2 separate regions of the Homo sapiens genome follow, and region 1 is linked to region 2. Evidence: chromatin loops called from intact Hi-C (ENCODE). Cell type or tissue: prostate gland. All regions are shown on one strand. Links, peaks and the distances in the headings refer to the core of each region. The heading gives the core; the rest is flanking DNA.

What was found. Hi-C counts contacts between places; a loop is a spot of excess contacts. Peaks named below come from ENCODE experiments on the same cell type or tissue, not always from the same donor. Only the 100,000 strongest peaks of a DNase experiment are listed, where the experiment ranks them.
Region 1: a loop joins it to region 2, with 5 times the contacts of the local background. A loop is called at or near these places in 3 of 110 quality-filtered maps.

Annotation. Positions count from the first base shown.
Region 1 is chr1:192,481,406-192,492,050 of GRCh38, reverse strand. No RefSeq gene overlaps it. Among named protein-coding and RNA genes, the nearest start is that of RGS1, 89 kb to the left of the region's middle. In prostate gland, for the core only: no CTCF peak of the experiment used is centred there; DNase peaks (open chromatin) are centred at 2,100 and 6,170; H3K27ac peaks cover 3,433 bases.
Region 2 is chr1:192,910,207-192,920,851 of GRCh38, reverse strand. No RefSeq gene overlaps it. Among named protein-coding and RNA genes, the nearest start is that of RGS2-AS1, 33 kb to the left of the region's middle. In prostate gland, for the core only: no CTCF peak of the experiment used is centred there; no DNase peak of the experiment used is centred there; H3K27ac peaks cover 844 bases.

The DNA.
Region 1 (10,645 bases), core at 1,707-9,706, 430 kb after region 2:
GCCAGTGGGAGCTGCTCTAATTGGGTTCTCTGTCTCTTTGACATGTTCCCTGTAATCCTTGATTGCTTTCTTGCTTTTCAGCACAACAAGATGTTCCAGACTTATTCAACATATTGTCCAGCCAGTCCTGGAAACAATCAGTTCCCTGAGGACAGAATTAAAGTTTAGAGACCTGAATCTGGGCCCCAGGGGTGGTCATTACTACTGGTTTGCCACTGCTTCTGTAGCTTTTCAGTGAAGAGGTAGTTATGTAATATGTATCTAAAAAAATAAATTCAAGTTATGTATTTTAAAAATAAATTCAAGGTCTATATATTTTAGAAAAAGGAAAAATCATGTGTTCATGTTAATATTTATATTTAAATATATAATTACATGTCTTAATTTATGTTGTTCTACCTTGATAATTCTATACCTCTATTATTTTGCTTTTATACCTTTTCTCCCCAAATTTTCTTAAATTGAAACTCTTGGTTCCTAATTACATGTACATACTTATTTATCTTATACCATATACATATAGTAATTTCAAAATAACAATACAAACATTATTATCATTAACAATAATGCTGCCGAATAAAGCTTGTGATTTCTTTGTGGAGATTTTCATACTTGGGATATATCTCACTAGTGATACTAAAAAAAACCTGCGTTTTAAAGTCACTCGAAATAATTTTTCCCTGTGTGGTTTTGTCAACAATTTGATATGCAGTTAGATCCCTTTACTTCAAAAAATTTTGAGTAACTGCTTAGCTTTTATTTTTGAAATAATCACAGTTTTTGATTACATAGATAGAGCATAAAGCATTTACAGGGTTCCAAAGTGTGTGTGTATGTGTACATATGTATACAAATATGTATACATGTCTATGTAAATACACATACACACACACACACACACACACACACACACACACACATATTCAGAGACATCCATCTTCTGTCCCTGTGTCTTTTGCCATAAGTAACCATCCTAATAATTTTTATTTTATCATTCTATGGTTTCAAAATAAAAGCAAATTTATAGTTATAGTCTTTATTTGAAAGTATTTCTTTAAATTCAAAAATCAGAAAAACTTTCAAACATTGTCTTATTTTGCTTGACCTGGACTTGTAATTAGATGACTATATCAGATAGAAGATTGCTTCATTTTGCAGTATTTTAGAGCCAGAGAGTAGGACAACTTTTAATCAGAGACAGCAAGTACTATAAATCCTGAAGGAAATGTAAGCGGCATCTTATAAATGGAATATCAACTCATATTCATATAGTGATTTTCATTTTACACAGTAATTTCACTATGCATTTATTAATTTAATTTTCACAATAGCCTTATAAGTTTATCTCCATTTTACAAATTTAAAAATGAGACATGGGATAAAAATGACTTTCCCCAGGCCTTCCCAAGTTCACACAGCTAATTCTTGACAGAGGTAAGAGAAGAATTCAGGTCTTCTGCCTCTAACTCTGCATCATATGATACTGCATCTCAAATTACTTGCAAATACATATGGAACTCCTGTGTGTCTTAAACCATATTTTCTGTAGTTGCCATAAGTTACTCCAAATGAGTGTTAGAATTATAAAATTCTCTATTCCCTTTTAGGAGAGTCATGATACAAATTGACATTAATTAGTCTCTAAAACTTTATGTATTATTGGAATATGTTTAATTTTGTATTTCTTAATGCTTCCCAATTTTACAAGACCACAGAACATCCCTCTACCTACTCCCGCCAAATCTGGACTAAACCTGAAAAGATATCAAAGGAACATAGCTTTTTATTAAGTGTGAGTTAATCCATGAACGATAGCTTCAATCAGCAGTAATTTTCTTAACATAATTCATGCCTGAGGATTATATTCAGTTTAGCTGGACATCTATGGCACACCATAAGCCAAATTTTGAAGATTATTCATGTTAGAATTGGATTCAGTCGATCCTTAGTGACTTAACAATCAGGCCTTAATTGAAACACACACACACATTGTTATTGACAGTGTAGAAATACTGACTCATAGAAAAATTCACCCATATTTAGTTAGCAGACTAACAGGAACAGCAGCAGCAGCAGCAGCTGGTCATGCTTCTGTGTGTTGCTAGCAACAAGAAACCATGACAGCAAGGCCCCAAACAGGAACCTCCTGCATTTTCTCATCTGTGATGAGGCACACTGATGCTGGGGATTAATGAGCCTGAAGATATAAAGCAGTGTTTACCACTGGAAAATGTCTCCTACACTAAAAGCAGAGGTAAGTATCAATGCAAACCGAGTGCAGCTATAAAGCCTTGATTTCTCTGGAAATTTATGTACAAACTAATACAAATAAATACTACATTTACTTGAAATAACATGATATTCTTTATTGTCTTAATTTTTGTCATTTTTATTATGATTATTTTAAGTCAACTTGACATATTTTTAGAAAATAGAGAAAACTGTTTTGAAGAAAGAATAGGCACTTAGTAAACTGGATTTTTTTTTTTCTTTCTTAAATTCTAAAAATTTCCTTAAGAATTAAAAACTTTTAAGAAGTAGTTTTATAGAGAGGAAGAGAAAATCTCTGGAGAGTTACATGACACTCAGAGGGTAAGGGGTAAATTAAAAACATGTGTCATGGATGAATTCTTATAAACAATGGGGCAATTAATTATAGGATTGATTTTTTTCCTAAGGTAATTTAAATTTAGTCATCCATCAAGGACCATCAAATTATTGTTTACTGAGTGCACAGGATCCTGATGAGCTCTGTGGGAAATGAAACCCAGATGTGGGGAATTCTAGGTCCATAGTTGCTGCTCTCAGTGGGATGGCAGGCCAGCAGGATCACTAGGCATATGGTAATTATAACATTAGTATCTATACACGTGTAACTACCAAGTCATTCATTAGATTAAAGCACTGAGTGCATGTGTTTGCTTGATAGGGCTGCTGTAACAAAGTATACCACAGACTGGATGGCTTACACAATAGAAATTTATTTTCTCACAATTCTGGAGGCTAGAAGCCTTAGATGAGGGTGTTAGCAAGGTTGATTTCTTAAGAGGCCTCTCTCCTTGTCTTCACCTTGTGTATTCACATGGTCCTCCCTCTATACATGTTTATGCCCTAATTTTCTCTTCTGATTGGACATTAGTCATATTAGGGCCCACTTTGCTTATTTATTTTTAATTATCATCGCTTTACAGACTCTATTTCTAAATGCATTCACATTCTGAGTTTTATAACTTCAACATGTGAATTTTGAGGGGACCTAACTCAGTCCATAATAGTGTATTTAAAAAACTAAAAGACGTTTGAAGAGGGAGATATGATGCAACTTGAGGGAGTATAGTATCAATTCAAATATCACCCCTTACCATAAAATATCTATGCTATGAATAGGCCAGCAGGCATGCAGGCTAGCAGGATGACAAGACATATGACATTGGCATGTTTGAAGTCCCAGACCAGTTTTCCAGAATAACAATTTGAATAGTATTCTATACAAATATGAATAGTATTCTATTCGAATATGAATATGAATAGAATACTATTCATATTGTTATTTGAATAGTATGCAAATATGAATATGAATAGAATACTATTCATAGTATAGAATATTTTATGGTAAGGGGAGATATTTGAATTGAGCAGTGAACAAATGGAAGCCTTGAAAAGTTAGAGAAAAAGTGGAAAGAGGTTTTTCTAAAGGGAAGCCTGTATCATCAGAGGCCAAGGAAAATAAAGCCCCTGATGGATTCAGGAGATGGGTAATACCACAGTTTGCCTACAGGGGACATAGAAGGGAAGTAGGAGGTGAGAAACTGATATCAGTTGCCCCTTCTGGGATATACCAGGAAAGACACACTTTCATCTGTACAGCATTCTTGTTCAGATTACATAAACTTTATCTGATTATCTAAAATATCCAAATTGTTATTCTGGAAAACAACTGGTCTGGGCCTTCAAATATGCCAATGCTATGAAAAATAAAAGAGTCTGGGAAACTCTTCCAGGATAAAGGAGACTAAAGAGGCAACTAATTGCAGTGTGTGATTAGTGATTGAATCTTAGGAAAACTTAAAAAAAATAAAAAGAGGCTGGGTGCAGTGGCTCATGCCTACAATCTCAGCACTTTGGGAGGCTGATGCGGGCAGATCACTTGAGATCAGGAGTTCGAGACCAGCCTGGCCAACATGGCAAAAGCCCATCTCTACTAAAAATACAAATATTAGCCAAGTGTGGTGGTGTGTGCCTGTAAAACCAGCTACTCAAGAGGCTGAGGCAGGAGAATCACTTGAACCCAGGAGGTGGAAGTGCAGAGAGCCGAGGTCGCACCACTGCATTCCAGCCTGGGCAACAGAATGAGACTCTATCAAAAAAAAAAAAAAAAAAAAAAAAAAGAAAGAAAGAAAGAAGGAAAGAAAGAAGCAAAAGATACAAAGGACATTATTGGCATAATTGGGAAAATTTGAAAATGAACTCTATATTACATTGTATGTTGTTTCCTCAATGAGATCATTGTATTATTGTTATATAGGAAAAATGCCTTTTTTCTTAGGAGATATACACTTTGGTATTTAGGGATGAACTGCAAATAATTGTTAAATAATAATAAATAACTGCAAATAATTGTTAAAGGGTTCAACACACACAAACACATACACACTGTAAGAAAATCAAATATAGGAAAGACTTGGAACCAACCCAAATGTCCATCAATGATAGACTGGATTAAGAAAATGTGGCACATATACACCATGGAATACTATGCAGCCATAAAAAAGGATGAGTTAATGTCCTTTGTAGGGACATGGATGAAGCTGGAAACCATCATTCTCAGGAAACTGTCGCAAGGACAAAAAAACAAACACCATATGTTCTCACTCATAGGTGGGAATTGAACAATGAGAACACATGGACACAGGAAGGGGAACATCACACACCAGGGCCTGTCATGGGGTGGGGGGAGGGGGGAGGGATAGCATTAGGAGGTATACCTAATGTAAATGGTGAGTTAATGGATGCAGCACACCAACATGGCACATGTATACATATGTAACAAACCTGCACATTGTGCACATGTACCCTAGAACTTAAAGTATAATAAAAATAAAAATAAAATTAAAAAAGGTTAACATTGAGGAATCGAGACAAGGAGTCTATGGATGTTATATTATTTTTGCATCTTTTCTGTTGATTTCAAAACTTTCAAAATAAAATGTGAAAGGAAAATGAATTTTATGCTAACATTTGGATGCTCACAATTTTAAATTTTACAATTTCTTGTATTTATTTGATCCTCATTGAGCATCTGTTAGTAAATCACCTTATACTCACTTCACTCTAAGTTTGTGGTGATTATTTTTGTGGAAGTATTGCTTTATGATCATCATTAATAAATATGTTAATATAGTGTGATCTCATCATTTACCCTAAAAATGATTACTGAGTTTGGATAACTACATGCCAATTTATTTTCCTCTTAGGTAACAGTGTTGTGTAACACAGTAGTCTTCTAAAATGGTCTCAATATGTACCACCATTATAAAATATTTTCTTGCAAACTTATTTTTTAAGTTCTCATGAAATTGTGGTAGAATTTGTCATGATGTAAAATTCAGTAAATATTCATTACATATGTATGATATGTCTATAACTTCACCAGGCATAGTTCCTGCCCTCAAGGAATTTATGCAATTACCAATATACAACTGGTCAGTTCACTCTAGGAAATATAAGGCAATAATGGGATGACATTTCTCATCTGCCTTAGGAATGAGTAATATGGTGTAATTTACTGGTAACAGTGAGATTTGGGGAAAGACACTTTGATAAATTACATTGAGGCCAAAGATTTGAGTTGTTCCTAAGGAATATGGCTTCCAGAAACTTCTAGCAGTAGATAATTCTTTTAATTTAGAATGTAGTAAGTGTTTTAACCTTTAGTAATTCTATAGGAAAAGTTTTGGCCAAATCAGTTCTTTGGTAACCTATTTTCTGCTGGCATCTAGAAGGAATTCTTTTTTTAAATAAGCTTTCCACCTACTAAGTTGATTAATACCTGGTCAGACAGATATTTGTTTATTCTAGAGGAGTTAGTGGACATGCACTGACTCACTCACCCACTCATATTCTTCCCTAATGTGACCTTCAGCATGTGTTTTCAAGAGCACTGGTTGGGTCAGTGCCAGCCTAAACCATGGAATAAAACCAAGTAAAATGTTGCACAATCTTAAGAGCTTGGCTGGGGAAACACCACACTCCAAATAATAAGTCTACTATTTTCTATGAAAATTATTACAGTTTATTTAATCTAGTTTTACTTTCATGGGGACAGGGGCGAATTAGCATTAATAGAAAATTCATCTCACCATTCAACAGGGTACAAATAATGCCGCCATAAAATTGAAGCAAAATTGGCACTAATGTAAATTCAAATCACTGTTTAACTTTCAATGCAAACCTGTTAACCAAAGAGAGTTGATCAGAAAGCAGACATAGTGGAATTATTTCTTAAAAATATTGTGGTGGTCCTTTCAAAAAACCTTTCAAAAAACCAGCTCCTGGATTCATTAATTTTTTGAAGGTTTTTTTTTGTCTCTATTTCCTTCAGTTCTGCTCTGATTTTAGTTATTTCTTGCCTTCTGCTACCTTTTGAATGTGTTTGCTCTTGCTTTTCTAGTTCTTTTAATTGTGATGTTAGGGTGTCAATTTTGGATCTTTCCTGCTTTCTCTTGTGGGCATTTAGTGCTATAAATTTCCCTCTACACACTGCTTTGAATGCGTCCCAGAGATTCTGGTATGTTGTGTCTTTGTTCTCGTTGGTTTCAAAGAACATCTTTATTTCTGCCTTCATTTCGTTATGTACCCAGTAGTCATTCAGGAGCAGGTTGTTCAGTTTCCATGTAGTTGAGCGGTTTTGAATGAGTTTCTTAATCCTGAGTTCTAGTTTGATTGCACTGTGGTCTGAGAGACAGTTTGTTATAATTTCTGTTCTTTTACATTTGCTGAGGAGAGCTTTACTTCCAAGTATGTGGTCAATTTTGGAATAGGTGTGGTGTGGTGCTGAAAAAAATGTATATTCTGTTGATTTGGGGTGGAGAGTTCTGTAGATGTCTATTAGGTCCGCTTGGTGCAGAGCTGAGTTCAATTCCTGGGTATCCTTGTTAACTTTCTGTCTCGTTGATCTGTCTAATGTTGACAGTGGGGTGCTAAAGTCTCCCATTATTATTGTGTGGGAGTCTAAGTCTCTTTGTAGGTCACTCAGGACTTGATTTATGAATCTGGGTGCTCCTGTATTGGGTGCATATATATTTAGGATAGTTAGCTCTTGTTGTTGAATTGATCCCTTTACCATTATGTAATGGCCTTCTTTGTCTCTTTTGATCTTTGTTGGTTTAAAGTCTGTTTTATCAGAGACTAGGATTGAAAACCCTGCCTTTTTTTGTTTTCCATTTGCTTGGTAGATCTTCCTCCATCCTTTTATTTTGAGCCTATGTGTGTCTCTGCACGTGAGATGGGTTTCCTGAATACAGCACACTGATGGGTCTTGACTCTTTATCCAACTTGCCAGTCTGTGTCTTTTAATTGGAGAATTTAGTCCATTTACATTTAAAGTTAATATTGTTATGTGTGAATTTGATCCTGTCATTATGATGTTAGCTGGTGATTTTGCTCGTTAGTTTATGCAGTTTCTTCCTAGTCTCGATGGTCTTTACATTTTGGCATGATTTTGCAGCGGCTAGTACCGGTTGTTCCTTTCCATGTTTAGTGCTTCCTTCAGGAGCTCTTTTGGGGCAGGCCTGGTGGTGACAAAATCTCTCAGCATTTGCTTGTCTGTGAAGTATTTTATTTCTCCTTCACTTATGAAGTTTAGTTTGGCTGGATATGAAATTCTGGGTTGAAAATTCTTTTCTTTAAGAATGTTGAATATTGAAAGGATCAACAAAATTGATAGACCGCTTGGAAGACTAATAAAGAAAAAAGAGAGAAGAATCAAATAGACGCAATAAAAAATGATAAAGGGGACATCACCACCGATCCCACAGAAATACAAACTACCATCAGAGAATACTGCAAACACCTCTATGCAAATAAACTAGAAAATCTAGAAGAAATGGATAAATTCCTCGACACATACACTCTCCCAAGATTAAACTAGGAAGAAGTTGAATCTCTGAATAGACCAATAACAGGAGCTGAAATTGTGGCAATAATCAATAGCTTACCAATCAAAAAGAGTCCAGGACCAGATGGATTCACAGCCAAATTCTGCCAGAGGTACAAGGAGGAACTGGCACCATTCCTTCTGAAACTGTTCCAATCAATAGAAAAAGAGGGAATCCTCCCTAACTCATTTTATGAGGCCAGCATCATCCTGATACCAAAGTCGGGCAGAGACACAACCAAAAAAGAGAATTTTAGACCAATATCCTTGATGAACATTGATGCAAAAACCCTCAATAAAATACTGGCAAACCGAATCCAGCAGCACATCAAAAAGCTTATCCGCCATGATCAAGTGGGCTTCATCCCTGGGATGCAAGGCTGGTTCAATATACACAAATCAATAAATGTAATCCAGCATATAAACAGAACCAAAGACAAAAACCGCATGATTATCTCAATAGATGCAGAAAAGGCCTTTGACAAAGTTCAACAACCCTTCATGCTAAAAACTCTCAATAAATTAGGTATTGATGGGACGTATCTCAAAATAATAAGAGCTATCTATGACAAACCCACAGCCAATATCATACTGAATGGGCAAAAACTGGAAGCATTCCCTTTGAAAACTGGCACAAGACAGGGATGCCCTCTCTCACCACTCCTATTCAACATAGTGTTGGAAGTTCTGGCCAGGGCAATTGCCCTGGCAGGAGGCAGGAGAAGGAAATAAAGGGTATTCAATTAGGAAAAGAGGAAGTCAAATTGTCCCTGTTTGCAGACGACATGATTGTGTATCTAGAAAACCCCATTGTCTCAGCCCAAAATCTCCTTAAGCTGATAAGCAACTTCAGCAAAGTCTCAGGATACAAAATCAATGTACAAAAATCACAAGCATTCTTATACACCAATAACAGACAAACAGAGAGCCAAATCATGAGTGAACTCCCATTCACAATTGCTTCAAAGAGAATAAAATACTTAGGAATTCAACTTACAAGGGACGTGAAGGACCTCTTCAAGGAGAACTACAAACCGCTGCTCAGTGAAATAAAAGAGGATACAAACCAATGGAAGAACATTCCATGCTCATGGGTAGGAAGAATCAATATCGTGAAAATGGCCATACTGCCCAAGGTAATTTATAGATTCAATGCCATCCCCATCAAGCTACCAATGACTTTCTTCACAGAATTGGAAAAAACTACCTTAAAGTTCATATGGAACCAAAAAAGAGCCCACATCACCAAGTCAATCCTAAGCCAAAAGAACAAAGCTGGAGGCATCACACTACCTGACTTCAAACTATACTACAAGGCTACAGTAACCAAAACAGCATGGTACTGGTACCAAAACAGAGATATAGATCAATGGAACAGAACAGAGCCTTCAGAAATAATGCCGCATATCTAAAACTATCTGATCTTTGATAAACCTGGGAAAAACAAGCAATGGGTAAAGGATTCCCTATTTAATAAATGGTGCTGGGAAAACTGGCTAGCCATGTGGAGAAAGCTGAAACTGGATCCGTTCCTTACACCTTATACAAAAATTAATTCAAGATGGATTAAAGACTTAAACGTTAGACCTAAAACCATAAAAACCCTAGAAGAAAACCTAGGCATTACCATTCAGGACATAGGCATGGGCAAGGACTTCATGTCTAAAACACCAAAAGCAATGGGAACAAAAGCCAAAATTGAGAAATGGGATCTAATTAAACTAAAGAACTTCTGCACAGCAAAAGAAACTACCATCAGAGTGAACAGGCAACCTACCGAATGGGAGAAAATTTTCGCAACCTACTCATCTGACAAAGGGCTAATATCCAGAATCTACAATGAACTCAAACAAATTTACAAGAAAAGAACAAACAACCCCATCAAAAAGTGGGTAAAGGATATGAACAGACACTTCTCAAAAGAAGACATTTATGCAGCCAAAAGACACATGAAAAAATGCTCATCATCACTGGCCATCAGAGAAATGCAAATCAAAACCACAATGAGATACCATCTCACACCAGTTAGAATGGCAATCATTAAAAAGTCAGGAAACAACAGGTGCTGGAGAGGATGTGGAGAAATAGGAACACTTTTACACTGTTGGTGGGACTGTAAACTAGTTCAACCATTGTGGAAGTCAGTGTGGCGATTCCTCAGGGATCTAGAACTAGAAATACCATTTGACCCAGCCATCCCATTACTGGGTGTATACCCAAATGACTATAAATCATGCTGCTATAAAGACACATGCACATGTATGTTTATTGCGGCACTATTCACAATAGCAAAGACTTGGAACCAACCCAAATGTCCAACAACGATAGACTGGATTAAGAAAATGTGGCACATATACACCATGGAATACTATGCAGCCATAAAAAAGGATGAGTTCATGTCCTTTGTAGGGACATGGATGAAATTTGAAATCATCATTCTCAGTAAACTATCGCAAGGACAAAAAACCAAACACCGCATGTTCTCACTCA
Region 2 (10,645 bases), core at 1,590-9,589:
TTTTCTATTGAATACTCTATGAAGCAAAAGAGAAAACCCTTCTATAAGAACAACTCTGTACTGCACTCAGATTTTTTAATATTCTGAAGTGCATCATACATGTATCTACAAAACAATAGTGGTTTGCCTTATGTGTTCCTGGGCATTATCAAAGTGTTTCATTGGTTAGAATTCTGATTTTGTCTATATCCTGGGCTTCTCTGTTCCTGCCCTTTTAAGGTCCTTCTCCGGCCAGTCACAGCACTTCTGGGCCCCAACCCAAAACCTCCTTGATGGGTAAACAGTATATTCCCATGTAAGAGGGATGAGACTAAATCTTAGCAGGCAGCATTCCCAGAAAAACTATCTATTAGGGTCAGGCAATCAGTACTTCAGGAAAATTACTGAATTACACTCAATTATAGAATGCTGCGTTCCTTACATCGTGGCCTAGGAGTCTGCCTAGATTTTTGAGGAGGAGGGTAAAGACCAATGTATGTGCTTTGCTTTCCTTAATCCTCAAACAATTTTGTATGATGAGTACCATGGGGTGCAAAAGGGCTAGGTAATTTGCCTGAGGCAAAAAATTTAGTAAGAGTGCAGTGGCAGGAAAAAAGGTTGAGTTCGGCATGGGCCCCACAGCGTCTCTGCAAAGGTGCCTGCCCCGGACTAGCAGCACCAGCAGCGCCAAGGTGTGTTTGGCAGGCAATTCAGTGGGGGTGTGTGTGTCCTGGTGTTGAGGTTGCAATACCCTTGGGAATCTGCAGCTCCTGGCAGGAGAAACCCAGGAGCTGTCATGCCCAAGGATAGCATGCACCCTGCAATTTAGTTCAGGAGCCTATGAAGGTCAGCACTGCCCCTTCATTATCCCTGTGCTTGAGGGATCATGACATTAAACAGTGAGTAAGAAATCACCATCACAGGTTGAGAGAGACCATGTGGATGAAAGGAAAAAATTGTACATTTCAGTACTTTTAAGGGTATGTTTTTCTTGCTTTTTAAACAAGGGGGTTTACATTTTCATTTTGCACTGGACTCTGCAAATTATGTAGCTGGTCCTGGTTATTATGCTTTAAACATCTTATCCACTTATAAATTCCAATCTCATATTCAACTCAACATGCTCTCCTTCCTCTTATGTAAGCTCCTTCAGGGTCAGGGGTGGAGAAAGGCAACATCACTTTAGTGAACATGGTGTTGAGGTAGGAGGTGGGACTTTACTCCTGACCAGATTGAAGACTGGCTGAAACAGGGACTTCTCCATAACATATGCCCCCCTAGTACCATGTCAGTTTACCATTGCCATGAAAACACCCAGAAGTTACCACCCCTTTCCATGGCAATGACCTGGAAATTACCTTTTTTCTATAAGTTCCTAAACAACCCACTTACCCCTTAATTTGCATGGAATTAAAAGTGCGTATAAAAATGACTGCATGACATCCCCAGACCTGCTACTCTGCCTAGAGGGTAGCCCTACTCTGCTGGAGCAGTCACAAAGCTGTAACGCTGTTGCCTCAATAAAACTGGTTTCTTCTACCACTGGCTAGCTCTTGAATTCTTTCCTGTGTGAAGCCAAGAACTTTCCTGGGCTAAGCCCCAGTTCTGGGCTCGACTGTCCCACATCAGTGGGATAGCCCCATGTCTGTGATGGTGAAGATGTTGTTTGGTTTCTGTTTTTCATCGTGGTTGCTCTAGCTGCTTGTCTACAGGCCTCTAGTTGGTAGTTTCAGGCACGATTCATCTGAAGCAGGCAGGAACAATTTGCTTGACCAGGGCTCCATTCCATCCTCTGTGGCCCCAACTCTGGAGACTGATGGCACAGACAAGTACTGTCTTGTGTACCTCCAGGGGAGGATTCAGTTCCTCTCTGCCATGCTAATTTTCTCCTATTCACTAGTACCACTGGGGTGGACTGGCCATTCTGGTGGCTCAGAGGATATCCAACTGGGTAACAAAGTACCATTATCACTGTCTCTCAGTTACCCAAAACTTCAGAAGCAAGTTTCCTTGAATTAAGCTCACATTTTTCGAGACAAAGCATTCATAAAAAGCTGTTAATAAAAGAAGACAGCCTCTCCTTATAAACACTGCCTTCCTCCTCCTCCCCAACATCCCTGTTTGGGGGCATAGAGTTCCCTCTTACATCTCTTATGGCTAAAGGATGTCAAAGCAGGTCATCCTCTCTTGTACCTGAGGGCAGAGCAGGGCTCTACCTGCAAAAACCAAGCCCTCTTTGAACTTGAATTGTGTATCTCTGCTTTCAACAAAACACCAACTCCTTGTCAATCCCTGCAATCATTTGGTAATCTCCTAGGCTAGGAAAAGATCTTAATAAGCAGTTCCTCACAAAATCCTGTATCATTTAACAAGTTAAATGCAGCAAATATACATGCCAACATGATTAATAAATATTTACTGAGTATGTGTCATGTGCATAATATTTAGGGAGATTCTGGGTAAGGCATAGTCCTTATCCTTGAGTACATTTAAAGGATTAAAGAGAAGGGACGTGAACATGAAGATAACAGGAAGAATGCATGATAATATATGAGAGGTGCTAAAAGAATAGCATAGGCAAGCAAGAGTTGTATAAAGTTGGAGAGAGGAGAGATTTCTGTGGCAGAGAGTCTTTCTGATGACATAGAGGATGGAGAACATGAGCACAGTAGTGTCTTGAAGGGTGAGTACCATTAGAGAAGCTGTAAGAAGGAAGAAGTGCTTTTTAGGGAGGGGAAATTATTGAACAAGAGTGGAGTTCAGATTGTCCGTTGTGTTTGAGAAATATTCCGCAATACACAGAATCTTTGCCCACCTTCTCCTTTAAGAGTTCTCAGTGCCTTCACACAGAGCTAGTCTTGCCCCCAGAGCTATCCTACTGTAGATGATCAGCAGGACACAGGGATCAGAGTTATTCATTCTAGATGGCTACCATGACAGTGGGACTCTGCAGGGCCCTCTGGGCTGGCCTTTGGCATTCCAAGGCCAGGACAGAAGGACAATTTGTCATGACCATCAGCAGTGAACTAGTGAGCCACCCACAGACACACATATGCTCGAAGATAGACATTAGTTCTCAGATACTGGACAATACAGATACTTGCTCAGGAAATAAAATCATTTCCTTGAGCCAAAAATATCTGTCTTAGATTGGGCTCCCTAGAAGGAGGGCCCGCGCCAGGGGCTGGAGTACCTGTGATTGAGGATAAGCTCTTCAGGAAAAACCTCTCAGAGACTGAGGGAGGTAGGGCAGGGGAGGCATGGAGCCAGGCAAGGATGTGAGCTCAGATGAAATCTGTCTCAGGCCTGATCCAGGAGATGGGGTGGGTGAGGGGGCTGGGCTCCAGAGCATAAAGTCACACTCCAGAGGGTGTCCTTCTTGAGGTATGATGGCTGTACTTTTGTAGCCAATGACAGTCATGGGCTGTGGGCTCTGGTAGAAGGATGGCAGAGACTAAGGTCCCGCACTCGACCCTACTGGGCAGAGGCTTGGAGTAGGGGAATAGGTGTGAGCTGCTGGCAGCCAATACTCCTAGCAGCTGGGCAATGGGTTTATAAGCTCAATGAAGTAGATGTGAGCAGAGCGAGGCTGGCACTCCATGTAACTACTTCAGTATCAGTACAGGGACTCACATTATTAAGCAGCTTGTTAAATCAAGTTTGGCCTGAAGCTGCCTCCTTACATATTTAAGTTCAGCCTGAAGGTTTTTCCATTCATTCTGAACTATAACAAGTGGTGGTATAAACTGACCATAGCCCACACCTATACCAATCACTGAGTTTTGGCCAATCAATGTAGTCAACTGTTCAGACCGTGTTCAAATAAGGCAAATGCTGATCCATAACAAATTCAGTTGTCTCTGTACCTCACTTCCGTTTTCTTACGTCACTTTCCTTTTGCTGTCCATAAATTTTCTTCCAGCACATGGCTGCACCATAGTCTCTCTGAATCTGCTGTGATTCTGGGGGCTGCCCGATTCACAAATCATTCATTGCTCAATTAAACTCTTTCAAATTTAATTCGGCTGAAGTTTTTCTTTTAACAAGCTCAAGGTCACTCTCCATCCTACTCCACTTCCCTGGGCCACCTCCCCAAAAAACCAGGGCCCATCACAAAGCCTTCTATTGGTAGCTATTCAAAGAGGCCAAAGCTGGCTCATACCTGTAATCCCAGCACTTTGGGAGGCTGAGGCGAGTGGGTCATGTGAGCTTGGGAGTTCAAGACCAGCCTGGGCAACACGGAGAAACTCCGTCTCTACAAAAAATACAAAAATTAGCAGGGCATGGTGGCTTGTGCCTATAGTCTCAGCTACTTAGGAGGCTGAGGTAGGAGGATCACCTAAGCCCCAGAGGTGGAGGCTGCAGTTGCCTGAGCTCACACTCCCGCCTGTGTGACAGAGAGGGGCACAGTCTCAAAAAAAAAAAAAAAGAAAAGAAAAAAGTCAAAACTTCAACATTTCTTTTCCTTGCTCTAGGCCAATGGCTCTTCTAGGCAAGGAAGGGTGTCCCCACCTCATTTTGTGTAAATCAAAACAAGGCAATTAACAGTTCTTCAGTACAAACAGCCCCCAAGGACCAGGAATTGGGACAATGTGTGTGTAGGTTTCCTCTTTTCCAGTTATACAAGGAAGTAACATTGGCCTTGAAGTTGCAATATCTATGATTTATAGTATTTCCAAAATTGATTCATTTTAGAGCATCAGACCAACACACTTCCTCATTAACTGGAAAAAAAAAAAACCAGGGAGACAAATCTACTTTAGACTCCAGATTTTCTTACTGTAATTGAACTACGAAGCTTTTAACATTAATTGTAAAAAGAAAGAGAATGATGCAGTTTTAAATTCATATGAATTCTTATGAGGACAAAGGAAATGGTGTCTTTGGGGAAGTAGGTGGCAGTGAAGTGGGGTAGGGAGAATGACAGGAATGAATTGTTCCGTATCAAAGAAAAAAATTAAAATACTTTTCTTGAAATTGACTTGATATTTCCAAAGTAATCAATTTTTAGAATTGTATACACACAGACATACAAAATGGGATCACAAGGTGCAAATAGTTCTGTAACCTTTTTAAAAATACTAATGAATGTTTTCATCTATTTTAAACATTTTTTTCTCAAAACACGTCTTTAAATGGATAGTCTTCCATTTTATGAATGTGTCACAATGTATTTAATTCATCATCTAGTGAACATTTCATTTATTTGCAGGGCAGTGACATTTTCATTTTAATTATGCACAGTACTAAACAAAGTATCCTGAATAAATAGACTGGATTCATATTGTTTGGTTATAGGATTGTCATTGCCATTGAATAAAATTTGCAAAAGTACGTTTACATTTCAGAAGAATAAAATTTAGTAAGTGGTTGTGTTCTTGACGAAATGCCTCCTGTGACAGAGACCAGTGCTATTTAAAAGTAAAATTTTATTTTAGAATTATCCAACAGACATGTGCTTCCACAAGCAGAATTTTCCATTCCACAGCTTTTGAGTCTAAGGAAATTGGTATAATCCTTATTTCCACAGTAAAATTAAAATAATGCCACAATAAAATCATTATACTAAGCTCTGAGTGACTCCAAGAAAATGATTTTTAATTACAGAAAACACACAAATAATGTTTAATCACTAGCTTTCTTTGTAAATCATTCATTACTAAGAAAATTGGGAAAACATCACTTGATCTGAAAGTCAATACAAGCCACACCATTGTTCAGGTTCTTAGATGTTCTAGAAACTGAGATGTGCCCCCAGCTCTGATGTTCCAGTTGGTATGTCTTGCCAGTTCTTGCCTGTAAATAGAGTAGGGTGCCGCTGTATGATCTCTATTTCCTTCTGTCCCAAGAACAGAAATTCTAATTACGAAAGGATGCAGAAATGCACATGGAGACAGGTCCAGGGCCAAGGGTACTGGATTTCTATGATGTTGAGCTCTTCAGAAAACACACACACTCACAGTTAATTTAAAACAAAATATTAGAAGACTGATCCCAAACTCAGCTAAATCATTAACTAGCTGCCTTAGATTTCACCTTTGTGTGTCAGTTTCTGCATTTATAAAATGAGGAATTAAACTAGAACAGATGTTGACTCATAGATGTTTAGTACTTGAAGATACCTTGTTGAACCAATCCAATCCCTTCCTTTTCCAAATAGGAAACTTCATGCTATAGAGATTAAGTGACTTGGCTGGAGTTGAACAGAGGAAAGGGCAAAGCTTAAATTCATGCCCAGATCATTTAATATCCAAGTCCAGCATTCTTTTTCCTGACCACGGAACTCTACATCTATTTTGCTCTGAAATTTATGAATTTAAGATGATCCAAATGAGGGTTTATTTATACTATGAACGTTAATGACTAGACACCTATAAATTTGTCATGTTTTTTAGGTTGCTCAAAATTGGCAATTAACTAGCCAGATCTGAGTGCTCTTTAAATAGGAGAACATTGTTTTGGTCTTCATCCTTTGAGAACAAATTTAAGCCATGATTTATCTTTCTTGAGTCCATATCTGCCTGCTTTCAGACTCAATCCTGTGGCTAAAAGCATAGCCAAAAATAGTAACAGAAAAATAGATACAAACAAATGGTAAGGCAGCAAATGATGGTAGAGCAGCCTGTGCTGTTTATTAGATTCCAATCTTAAAATAGGAGCAGGGATAATCTGTGGACACAGTCTTATTTTGAAATAAAATACATCATTTCAAACATCAGCTGTCCTTGGGACTAACGTTAATTCAACTTTGCAAGAAATTACTTTGTAGATGACATAGTGGATCAACAGATTTGCCTACAACTGAGAGCCATGTTAGGATAATTTTGGCTCCTTCTCTGGGAGTGGAAGGCCTCAAGCAAGTCTTAACGTGCAGACAGTGGTAGAGGCTTCTTCAGAGGCAGCAAAGTGGGTGGTGGGGGAGGATTCTCTGATTTCAGTCATCTTCTCTGATGTAGATGTTGTTGGGTGGATGAGGTGTTTTTAGCAGCTAGAATCAACAGTTCAAGGGGGTGGGGACCTGAGAAATATGCAGCAAACTGAGAACTGCAAGCTCCTTGGTCATGCAGAATTCACAAGGAGGAGTTGGGCCCAGCGCCAGTGGGTGGAGCTTTCTTTTCTGCCTGTTTATCACGCACAGGTGAATTTCTTTCTTTCTTGTTTTTTTTTTGGAATATATATTTAAATTTTTAAAAATTTATTTTTAGTTGAAAAATAATAATTGTGTATATTTGTGGGGTACAACTGAATGTTTTGATCTATGTATGCATCATAGAAAGATTTGATCCAGCTAATCAACGTATACATCACCTCACCAACACCATTTTTTTGTGTGTGTGGTGAGAACATTAAAAGTCGATTCTTTCAACAATTTTGAAATATACAATATTATTAAGTGTGGTTATCTCTAATAGAGTTCAGGGCAAGTTTATTTGAGAAATGAGAAAGTGAAATTATCCCATTCCCCATTCACTGATTAAGCTTGAGTGTGAATTTTCCTCCCACTCAAGGGCACAAAACGTTAGTTAAACAGACCATTACTCAATCTGCTAGAAAATTCCTAGAGAAATTGACTCCTCCTCGGTTTCCTATAAATTATGATGCTATGTCAACATGCCATAGAGAAGAACTCAGTAAACTTTTCTATAAAGGCCCAGATAGTATTTTCAACTTATCTGGCCATATAATGTTGAAACTACACAACTCTGCCGTTGCAGAGTGAAAGTAACCACAGACAATATGTAAACAAATGAGTGTGGCTGCATTTCAATAACATTTTATTTACAAAAAGAGGGGATATTTTATTTGCAACCCCTGCCAGAAAACATAAACCTATTCCATATCTGTTTTAAATATAGGTGGTGCCATTTTCTTGCAGTTACACAGACAGAAATCTTGGGATAAACTTCTATCTTCTTTTCTCCTTTATTTTCTACATTTAATCAATAATCAATACTGTGGATTCCACCTTCTCAATGTCTTTTCTGTCATCTGCTCAGTGGGGCCTTTTTGGACCAAACTATCTGAAACAGATTCAACTCATTTACTGTCCATCTCATCATGCTGTGTGTCTCCTTAAAAGCTCAGGTTATGACCTAAAGTTACCTCATTTATTTGTTCACTTGTTTATTATTTGTCCTCCCATAACTCCTTGAGGGCAAGGACTCTGCCTCTCTTCTTCACTGCTGTAGAATGCTACTTGGCACAAGACACAGGGCAGGTACTCGGTTAATACTTGCTGAAAGAGAAAGGACCCCAAACCAGTCCTCCTTCTTGTAAATTCTCATATTCTCCAGTACACCCTTCACATGAATTCTACAGTTATTACTTCAAGCAAGGCTCAGTAGTGAAAAGATGGAATATTAAAAATAGGATAAATCAAAGAGGGTTTCGTAAAGGGGCCACTTATACAGTGTGTGCAGGTGAGCAAAAGGAAAAGGAATATAGTGAGGCTGTTACCCATCCTTAGGCATGAAGTGGAAAGTGAGTTGTCAAAATGTGTCAGGAATTGGTGGGTTCTTGGTCTCGCTGACTTCAAGAATGAAGCCGCAGACCCTCGCGGTGAGTGTTACAGTTCTTAAAGATGGTGTGTCAGGAGTTTGTTCCTTCTGATATTCGGATGTGTCCGGAGTTTCTTCCTTCCAGTGGGTTCGTGGTCTTGCTGACTTCAGGAGTGAAGCGGCAGACCCTTGCAATGAATGTTAAGGCTCTTAAAGGCAGCGTGTCGGGAGTTGTTCGTTCCTCCCGGTGGGTTCGCTGGCTTTAAGAGTGAAGCTGCATACCTTTGCAGTGAGTGTTACAGCTCTTAAAGGTGGAGCGTCTGCAGTTGTTCATTCCTCCCAGTGGGTTCGTGGTCTTGCTGGCTTCAGGAGTAAAGCTGCAGACCTTCGTGGTGAGTGTTACAGCTCATAAAGGTAGTGTGGACCCAAAGAGTGAGCAGCAGCAAGATTTATTGCAAAGAGTGAAAGAGCAAAGCTTCCACAGCGTGGAAGGGGACCCCAGTGGGTTGCCGCTGCTGGTTCGGGTGGCCTGCTTTTATTCCCTTATTTGGTCCCACCCACATCCTGCTAGTTGGTCCATTTTACAGAGTGCTGATTGGTCTGTTTTACAGAGTGCTGATTGGTGCATTTACAATCCTTTAGCTAGACACAGAGTGCTGATTGGTGCATTTATAATCCTTTAGCTAGACAGAAAAGTTCTCCAAGTCCCCACCAGACCCAGAAGCCCAGCTGGCTTCACCTCTCAAAAAGAACCTGAGAAGAGAGCGTCTTGTGGAGAGACCCTCTGTTATAGGAACTGTATAACTTGAATGTGGGACGCAGCCTGCCAGAGGGAACTTCCAGGTGGGAGCGGGGGAGTAATTGGCCTCACCTCATTCTCATCACTCCCTCAGACCTCCTGCTGGGACTCTACAGGAACTCAACTGCAGACTAGGAGGCAAAGGAGCCGACGGATGTATTCCACACTGAACAGCATCCTGGGATCCAGAGGGGTAAACAAGACGTCTGGTACCATCACTCCTGGCCCCTCAGCATCTACTTTTCGTTGCAGGAAAAGTTTGTGTCTCCATCACAGGGGACACATGAAGTTCCATCAGCTACCAAATCATAACAGGGTAACATCAGTTGAGTAGCAGCTGTGCCTGAAATGAAAACATTAATGATCACTGAGTTCTCCACGTAAGGTAGCAGAGGAAAAAAGGAAAAACAAATAACACCAACAGTAGCTGATACTATCCCCAAATCTGTAGCTGGACACAGAGCATAATTTGGTAAGCAGAATTCCTTTTTCTACCATACATCCTATCTCTATGTTCTCCTTTCCCTTTGCCAGCACTATGGTTGGACAGGGATTCTCTCCTGGTAGGATAATCTGAACTTTCATTTCTCTAAGTCCTACAATAAATAAGCAAATTGATTCCAGCATCTTCTTTTGAGCATCTGTTTCCTGAGGTCATTTTTGTACTATTAATAAATGTAGCAGGAAATGTATGGCAACTCAAATGAAGATAATTCAAGGAGAGGTTAATAAAAGGACTATGCACAAAGGTATTGTACAGGGTATAAGGAAGTCCTAAGCTATGATTTTGGAGTTCCCCAGGCTACTTACAGGGAAACTCCTTGGCCTGAAAGAAAAAGACTCATTACTATAATCTGGAATGAGAGGGTCCCATGAAGAACACACCTTCAGAACTGTTTTCTTGGGTAGGGAGAAAGAACTATCTTGAAGTAACCCTGCAAGGCAGGCTGTAGGGGAAGTGCCCTTACCTCACTCTCCCTTCTCCAACACTGCTGGGGCTCCCCAGTGGTCAAAACCACACAGAATCCAGAGAACAGAAAAGCCTGTTGATGGGGTGCATACAGAGCAGGTTCTTGTGGGCAGGAAACCAGTTAGAGAAAGGTGAGAGAGGATCTTAAAGAGAAAACAAAGATCTCTGGCACCTTTTTTTTTTTTTTTTAAGTTTTAGGGTACATGTGCACAATGTGCAGGTTTGTTACATATGTATACATGTGCCATGTTGGTGTGCTGCACCCATTAACTCGTCATTTACATCAGGTATATGTCCTAATGCTATCCCTCCCCCCTCCCCGCACCCCGTGACAGGCCCCGGTGTGTGATGTTCCCCTTCCTGTGTCCAAGTGTTCTCATTGTTCAATTCCCACCTCTG